2 separate regions of the Homo sapiens genome follow, and region 2 is linked to region 1. A link is a contact called in ENCODE Hi-C data. All regions are on one chromosome and are shown on one strand. The core of a region is the stretch at or near the end of the contact, and the rest is flanking DNA. Distances in the headings are between cores, read along the strand shown. Region 1 overlaps PTPRM (protein tyrosine phosphatase receptor type M). Region 2 overlaps PTPRM (protein tyrosine phosphatase receptor type M).

Evidence for each region. A loop is a pair of places that touch in the nucleus more often than their neighbours do.
Region 2: a loop to region 1 is called in a map of HepG2, with 8 times the contacts of the local background. The contact joins two enhancer-like sites. A Hi-C loop is called at or near these places in 1 of 168 maps with a recorded cell type or tissue (HepG2).

Annotation. Positions count from the first base shown.
Region 1 is chr18:7,853,251-7,857,761 of GRCh38, forward strand. All of the region lies in intron 2 of PTPRM (protein tyrosine phosphatase receptor type M), which reads left to right. Among named protein-coding and RNA genes, the nearest start is that of PTPRM, 290 kb to the left of the region's middle. Within about 2 kb of position 2,106, at least 3 of the 41 ENCODE cell types and tissues checked have a DNase peak (open chromatin) inside an H3K27ac peak, as active enhancers do.
Region 2 is chr18:7,899,834-7,904,344 of GRCh38, forward strand. The region is part of intron 3 of PTPRM (protein tyrosine phosphatase receptor type M); the gene reads left to right. Among named protein-coding and RNA genes, the nearest start is that of PTPRM, 330 kb to the left of the region's middle. Within about 2 kb of position 2,643, at least 6 of the 41 ENCODE cell types and tissues checked have a DNase peak (open chromatin) inside an H3K27ac peak, as active enhancers do.

The DNA.
Region 1 (4,511 bases), core at 856-3,355:
TCCCTTTCAAAGGAGGTTGGTGTTTTCTGTTATCCTTATGTGAGTTACTTAGTTGAGGAAGTGTAAATGTAGGGCTCAGCTTGAAGTAGGAGAGAAGAGACTTGGTCTCCCTTTTGCAGGTGGAGTTGGTGCTAGGTGTCCTCCCTTGGGAGCTTCAGGTAAAGTCTGGAATGGGTAGTAAGGCTGTTTGTTTCTCTGCTGTTAGCAGAAGTCTTACCCCAGAGTACAGTGGCTTCAGAAGTACCTGGAAAAATGAAAGCATACCAGGAAGAGTAAGAATCTCACCTTGCCTTGTTCTTTGGTATTTCACTCATGCATCAAAAATGTGAGCATCAGGAAAATTGCACTGGATTTCTGAATCTTCTCTTCTTCTCAAACAGTTATTTGTTGGCTATTAAGAGCATCTCCATTGATTAGAAGTGGTAGAGACATACTTGTGCCTTTGGAAAGGGGGAATAGAATGTGAACACAACCTATTCTTGAAAGAGCTTGAAATAATATTCTATACCAAGCTGATTCTCTTTGGAACTGCTGTTGTCCACCAAGATAAACAGCTTCAATCAGGGAGCAGTTTTTTCTAATCAGGTTTACAGCTTTGAACTTCAATGAAAACTGATTTTCTAAATTGTTAGTCAGTGGAATTATATTTTCAGTCTGGTTGTCTTTTCATTCAAAGAAGCTGAGCTAATGAGAGCAGGTGTTGGAGAGAAAATGAGCCATAAAATTCTCTGTATCTGTTGGACCTAGACTGCTGAATTGAGAGTTGCAGAATTGGCCATTTGTTAGAATGCATTTCAGGATTTCCCCCTGAAGTTTCACAAAACAGAAAATTTAAACAGCAATATTAGTTTTTATGTACCATAAGAGAATGAAGGAAAATAATTCCTTCAGCTAAAGGAAATGATGGACATAGTTGCTTTTGAAGAAGTGGTTGTCTACCATTTTCCAGTAATTGTCTTTCTTCTATCATGTTACCTCTGATTCTTATTGCTGAAATGTAGAAGAAATAAGAGCCTACAAGGGAAAGAGTTCTCTGAACTTGGAATTCTGACCTCATACTTCTTACCTCTCTTAGCTAAAGCAGAAATAATGAGGATCTAGTATATTACCCCTTTACACTTCTGCAAAGGTTCTTAACTTATGTAAGAATCAAGTCAATTTTCTATGTAAAATCTTGACAGGGATTGTCAGAAAAATTTAGTGTGGAATGAAATGGAGCCTAATTTCATTTTACTTGAAACTCCATTACAGATGGAAAGTTTGTAGTATAAGATACTGGCAGGTACTTGAAAATGCAGGTAGCAGAACAGAAATTCTTTGGCTTGCTCCCTAACCTTAAAATACTATTTAAAGATGGATCTTGTATCTGAAAGTGCACACACAAGATTGTTAGCAGTTGATCACCTCTGAGGCATGAAATTAAAGGGTTGAGAGAGTGGAAGACTTAATTTTTACTTTTTAAACTTTTGAAATGTTAGGAGTTTTTTTTTTTTTTTTTTACAACTGATATATGTTTTTAAAAATGGATTTTTAATGACCTAGAAGTTTTCTGTGTAAATGCATTGTTATATAAAGGGTATGGAAGAGAAGCTTCACTGCTTATTGCTTCATCCAGCCGACCTAGACTTTTGATCTTTGACAGATTTGTTTCCAAGCAAATAATTATAAATAAGTTATCATTTTACTGCATATCCTTGAAGGTTAGGTAGCATCTCCTACCCTCAGAAATGAGAATGCCAAGCAACCGCCCCAGGCAGATAAACATTTTATATTTAAAGGCTTCCAGGGGAGAATTTACCGCTCTATTTACTATGAGGATATTCTTGAATATATCTATTTTGAGTGACTCATGCTATAATGTAGGTGTTTTCTTCTCCTTCTCCCCTGGTGGAGGAGAACAGCTGCTTGCTAACCTTCTGTGTACCTACACTCTTACATTGTTATTATTAGAATGCTGTGCAGGGGGGTATCCACTTAAAGCTGGGTGTGACTGAGAAGTATTCCAGACATTATGTGACATACTGGCATGTAGTGATTAAGGAGACATGGTCTCACATAAAGACACCAGCATGGGCCTGTGGCTCAGGGGGCCTTGTGGCTTGGGAAGTGCCTCATTCCCATCTCCACTTAGCACTCCTCTATCTGATGGGATTGTTCCCCACCACAAAGCTGCTTTTGGCTCCTTCTCTTTGTGACTTCCATGGAACATGCCACCTACACAAAGAAGGAAGAAGAAAGAAGGCTGTGGTACCATCCTATTTGCAAAGACTCAGAAACTGACCTTCCTTTGAATTCCATTTCCACCCTCTACTAAATCTTAATTCTTCATTTGTTAAATGGAACTAATAGCACTGAACTCACCTTGCAGTTTGTGAGAACTAAGTAAGCTTTTTGTCAGTACAAGGAGTGTGGATGAGCTTCTTGGTAACTAAGCTCCCAAAAGACTTAGATGAAATGAAATTCCAGTTTATTATTTGGCAATGGAAAAATAGAGCCCTCCATCTGAGAAGACACTGTTTCCTCTGGCTAGCACATGAACTACATGGAGAGACATTTGTGTATCTTTGTGAACACAGATTCAGAGTAAGGAGAATTAATGGCATAATTCAGATGTTTGACGTTGTCAGGAATGTGGCTGAAAATAGTATCCCACAGCAAGTAGGTCACAGTAGAAAAAGCAGAAGGTGCCTGGGAATCAAACAGTCATCTGGGACAAGTTGCTTTTTCTCAGCTTCTGGAAAATGGGTATGATAACACTTGCTCATCAGCTTGGTTTAATTATGAGATAATTCAATGTGAAAAAGGCCCAACAAGGACTAGACTTTTTCATCTCCTTCCTATAAAACATTGAGCCATATCTGATTTGTAATTAGTGAAGTTAATGATCCAGCATTCTAGATTCCCTTCTATTTTCCATGGGAATGGAAGAGGCTTCTGAAGCCTGTTTTGTTCTTATCTTTGCTTGCTTATATCATGCTGTCCTTGAAAACCATAGTTACCTGTCTTGATTGCAAAGATTTATAAACAAGGCATAGTCACACTTTATACATACATATTCATAGACATGGAATGCAACTATGATAGCAGTTTGAACAGAGGAAATTAAAAAATGTTTTGAGTAATGCCCATGTCTGCATAAATTTTACCTAGTCACCCGTCTCTACTTTTGTTTATTGATACCCACATTAGACCAGTTGAAAAGGACAGCAGGCCGGGTGCCATGGCTCATGCCTATAATCCCAGCACGGAGGGCTGAGACAGGAGGATTGCTTGAGCCCAGGAGTTCAAGACCAATGTTGGCAACATAGTGAGACCCTGTCTTTGCAGAAAAAAAAAAAAGAAAACTACCTGGATGTGGTGGCACATGTCTATGGTCCCACCTACTCTGGAGGCTGAGGCAAGAGTATCACTTGAGCCCAGGAGGTCTAGGCTGTGGTGAGCCATGATCATGCCACTGCACTCCAGCCTGGGCAACAGAGCAAGACCCTGTCTCAAAAAAAAAAAAAGTCATCAAGAGTGTGCCTGCTTTGAATGACACTACTGTTATCTCCATATCTAAGCTGTAGACAGATGGTGTATATGCAGACAATAAGAGGCAGTATCAGTATTCCCTGTGCTGATGCAGAGGCGGTACTCACCTCAAAAACATCTGACTTATAAATGACTCACAGATAAGAGCAAAATGGGAGCATTATCTCCTGGCTGATGTCTCTTGCCCTCGCTCCTGAAACTAGTTTTCAGAGGACCTGTGGCTTCAGAATGCTTTCCTGCTCCCTCTCCTTTTATTTCCCTATCATTGCTCAATCTCACATGCCATCTCTTCTGGGAAACACTTCTTGAATCCTGCAGAATGAGTTTCTGGCTTTTCTCTGCTGTGGGAAATCAGTAGATGGTCTCTGAGCTGAGAAGTGGTGCAGAGGGGCACATGACGGGCAGGTTGACAGATGGTCACATTCAGTAGGTAGGCTGAGCTCAGTTCGAAGGGTCCTGTGTGGCATGCTGAGGATGTTGAGCTTTATCTGATAAGCAACTTGGAAACTAGATTGTTAAACCTTGAAATAGAGTAACAGATTAAAATTTTAAAACTTGTTTTAAAATATGTAGCCTGCAGGCTGATTGCCCTGTAGTCTAATAAAGTGCTAACAGGTAACCTTTCGATACAGCTGGGATGCTGGCTTCAGGGATTCTGCATGAAAGAAATCTTCATGCAAAGGCTGAAAATTATAGAAGAAATATTATTGCAACAAATGCATGATGATTTGCTGAAAGACGTATGAGAATACACCTGTGTTTACATTTCACTTTGAGATTTCTGTGGCTCATGGGCCTGTGACAGGACAGTTCTGTCTTCTCCATTTGCCCTTCCTGCAAATGGAGCATGGTACAGGTATCCTCACTCCTCAGGGCCATTCATCCATCCTGCATCCAGGGACTCAGTCAGTTTCTTTCAGCCATTACCTTTCCAGTAATAAGTGTGTTATTTGGCTTGTTTGTGGCTGTTTGTACAGCCA
Region 2 (4,511 bases), core at 1,393-3,892, 47 kb after region 1:
AATTTTTCTGGCTTTGTTTTGGTATATTGCAAATATGTATTTTAAAAATTTGATAATGATATTACAAACTTAAGTGGGTATTTAGAAAACCACACATGTGATATAATTGAAAACAAGTCAAGCCAGGGACAGGGTCTTCTTCTCATTGCTAGAATGTGAGGCTCCCCCATGGAGCGCAAGGCATATTGTATTTGGCTGTGATAAAGTATTGCTTTTGACATGTGCTTTCTTGTTAATCAGAGTATTGATGGTGCATTGGTGAGCCAAGCAGGAAAGTTTTCTCTAAAAACAGGAGGCTAGATAGTAAATATTTCAGGCTTTACAGTCCAAACGCTGTCTGTGGCAGCTACTCAACTCTGCTGCTGTTGTATGAAAGCAGCCATAGCCAAGATGTAAATGAATAAACGTGGCTTTGTTCCAATAAAACTTTATTCATGGACATTGAAATCTGAATTTCATATAATTCTCTTGTATCACAAAATATTCTTCTTTCTGTTTTCTCCCACCAGTGAAAACTATAAAAACCATCTTTAGCTTGTGAGCGATATAAAAACAGGTGGTGGGACAGATTTGGCCGTGGGCTGTAGTTTGCCAACTCTTGTATTAAACTTGATGCTGTCAAAACTATGCCGTATCAGTCTTCCCAATTGCTATATTTCTTATAAATCTGGATGTAAAAATTTTAGAACCTGTGTATCTATACATTAAAAGGTGTGTGTGTGTGTGTGTATATATATGTATGTAAAGGTATTCTATATACATATAGTGTCTCATACTTGCTAGTTAGGCAGTTTGGCAACATGAAAAGAGTCCAGACTTGGAAGCAAAATAGATCTAGGATTAGACCCAAATCTGTAACTACTTGTGTGAACTCAGAAAAATTACTTAACCTTTCTAAGTCATCTTATCCCTGAAAGGGAGCTAATATGACCTACCTCACATAATTGATGGGGGAAAATTAGATAATATATGCAAAGGATACCTGGGACATGGAAGTATACAAATAAATAGTTTTTTTTGAATTACTAAATTATTCTTTTTGAAGAAAAACTTGGTACATGGCTCCATAAGAAATTCAAACCTTCTAATATAGAATATTTTCAATATATTTTGTTCCGTTTCATAAAAATGAACATGGCACATCCCCAGATCAATTTCTTACACGTTTCTTTTTTCCTTTTCCAATGGTACTGTTGGTATTCTCATGTTACTCTTTCCTCTGACCTCAATCTTTTTCGACCCGGATGCTGGCATTTTCAAACATTCCTATGATTCCCACTGGGTTCTGCACACACTTGGTATACTTCACTAGAGCAATACCTGTACTTTTCATTAGAGTAGTTCCTTATTTGACAAAAAGAGAAAAAAGATTATTTTTGCTTTTGAAGCCTTATAAGGGCACTGGCTAGAGAGGTGTACATAATGGAAAATTTGCCAGATAGCCAGAGTTCACAACAGTGGAACCTTGAACAGAATTCCAAAATCTGTTTATAAGAAACTTGTTTAAGATGACCCTCATCCTTTGAGCTGCATGTTTTTTTTTTCTTTTTTGATAACGGAGTCTTACTCTGTCGCCAGGCTGCAGTGCAGTGGCACAATCTTGGCTCACTGCAACCTCTGCCTCCCGAGTTCAAGTGATTCTCTTGCCTCAGGCTCCCGAGTAGCTGGGACTACAGGCGCCCGCCAACACGCCCGGCTAATTTTTGTATTTTTAGTAGAGACGGGTTTCACCATGTTGGCCAGGATGGGCTCGATCCCTTGACCTTGTGATCCACTCACCTTGGCCTCCCAAAGTGCTGGGATTACAGGCATGAACCACTGTGCCTGGCCTGAGCTGCATGTTTTAATCCTCTTGTTTGTTAGAAAAAAAACAAAGGGAAATCTCTCAATGGTTGGGTGTTTAAAATAGGTAATCTCAGACTACTGTATGGCATCTAAATTCAGATAACTTCATTTAGTCGTATTTATTTCACAATAGGAAACTCTCCAGTACAGCTCATACCTACTTTATAATTGTGGTATGTATTGAAACAGTTGCATACTAAGTTGTAAACTTGATGAAGCAGCTAATAAAACTTGTACTCAAGTCCCTTAACAAGTTTCTAAGAAAGAACTAGAAAATGGTTTTAATAAACATAGAAGTTGTTGCTTCAAACTTGTGACACAAATGTATGACATAAGAAACTTTTGTTTATATATTATGTATTAATTTTGTATGTATGTATGGGTAGGCATGCACACATAAACGTATCAACAAAGATTGCTTTTCTCCTATCTTGACTCTGCAATTAGCTTTAAGTCAGTGTTGGAACCTGTCAAGTTTGAGAAGTTTACTTTTTAAAGTTTCTAATTAAACTCAGAGGGGGCAGGAAACATATTTGTAATCAGCTGCTGTCCTTCTTTGCCTCTTGATATTCTAGTTGGAAGACTGAGGGGAGCAAATAAAATTGCAGATAGAAGCTTGTCTCTAATTCTTTTTTGTGGCCTTGCTGACAAGTCATCTTGCTGGGAAATATGGGGCGAATTGGCTTGTTTCTGAGACTCTCTTTGCCTCTAGTCCACAGGGATGAAGGCAGATAGTTGCTGGGAAATCCATGAGTTGATACTAGCAGGCTGAAGCTCTGTGCTGGGGGTTGTGTGGCTGTGGCACAGGTTCCCTGGCTTGTTTGGAGGGGAGGAGTCATGGTTCTGCGTCAGGAAAGGATCCCATTGCTATGAGCTGTGTTTATTGAATCTGTCATTTGGCCATTGCTATCTTGTTCTATTCTTTCATCATTCATGTTTCTTGTTTTTTCCCTAACTAAAGCTTACTTTTTATAAAACTGTCTGCATTGCTTAGATCTTCCAAAGCATGCGGTAGATATTTTATAAATATTTGGACTAAAAGGCTCAGAATTTCTTAGCGTAAAACTTCTGAGTCATCCATTCTGTGACGCGATGGATGAAAAAACAGATCTAGAGAAGTCTAGATGGCTCTTCCAGGTCTCAGATCTTCTCTGCCTTTTTTTTTTTTTTTTTGTACTCTCCTTTGCTTTGGTAAGGGTATGACCCTGTATAGCTTTAAACAAAACATTATGGATTAAATTTACACATACAGATCAACTTAAAAGTAGATTCACACGAGCACGTCTCACATGTACACTATGTTCTAAAAGGTAATGCATTCTCTTCAAAGAATAAGGATAATTCCATTTTTAGTAGAAGCTTCAGACATTGTAGTTGATAAAGCAAAATAAAATTTCAATATGAAAGATAGTTTTGATGAGGAAAGATTTCTTCAGCTGTTCTATCCATGATATATTCCAAGTGCTTATCACAGTGCCTGGCAGAGAGGTGGCACTCAGTAGAGCCTTGAGTTCATTGAATGAATGAATGCATGGATGAATAAGAGAGAAGAAGGAAGAGAGGATGGCAGGTGGGATGAAGGAAGGTCTGATGAACATTTCTGCGTTTGGTTTTCAAAACACATTTTTCTAACCACAGCACCCATGCTCTTGGGTAGCTGGTAGTGGTAGCATCAGCAGCCACCCCTCAGCTGTCCCTGCAGTAGCCATTGTATCAGAGCAGCTTGCAGGTTCCTGCAGTGCCAACTGTAGCTGTTTCCTGGGAGGCAGGATGTGACTGTTATTGAGGGGACCTGTTTTGAGGGCCTCAGGAATGCTTTTTCCTTTACTTGCTCTCAATATTCATTTTCCTTTTGTACTCTCAGTTGTCTTCTTATAGACTTTAGTAGTAGACAGATAAATTAGCAGGGTCCCATTGCAGGAATATCCGTGCATATCTTCCTTTCTCTTGTATTGTCAGTGGAAACTATTTATTAAACTTACGAACAGGATGAAGTTTTATTTCATTTCTGGTTTTCTGTTGTGCCTTTCCTCTCCGCTGTGTTATATGTTATTGTAATAGTGTTGTGGCACAGTGTCATCTAGTCTAGCAAGAGTTTCTGGGATGTCTTCTGTCCCTGTACTCTTGAGCTTTTCCACTCTGGGCTCTGCTGATTGCTTTCTCCAGTTTCACATCCATCCCATACACAAAATAATGCAGGCCTAGGATCAAAGTTTTTGTTTGAGCAATGTGTAGAAGTGAAAACATCATATTTGGAATCAGAAAAATTGAGTTTAAAGATTGCATCTACGATAGACTCGTTGCATTTATGGACAATTACTTTGTATCTAAAGATTTCATTTTTTTTGAAACATGAAATTCTTGATTTTTCGTATGAACTAATGAGATAATGGAATGATATCTTCCTAGTGTGTGTAACATATCTGCTTACTAAATGTTAACTTATAATTACTTTTATAAATTGAAATTTTTATGGAAATCATTGTAGAGTCACATGCAGTAGTAAGAAAAAAGATATTCTTGAGTACATGTTATGCCATTTCCCAGAATGCTAACATTTTACAACACTGTAGTACAATTGCCTTCTGTACAATTGTACAAATATGTACAATTTGTTGTGTACAACTTTGTTACCTGAATAGGCTTGTGTATCTTCCACCACAGTG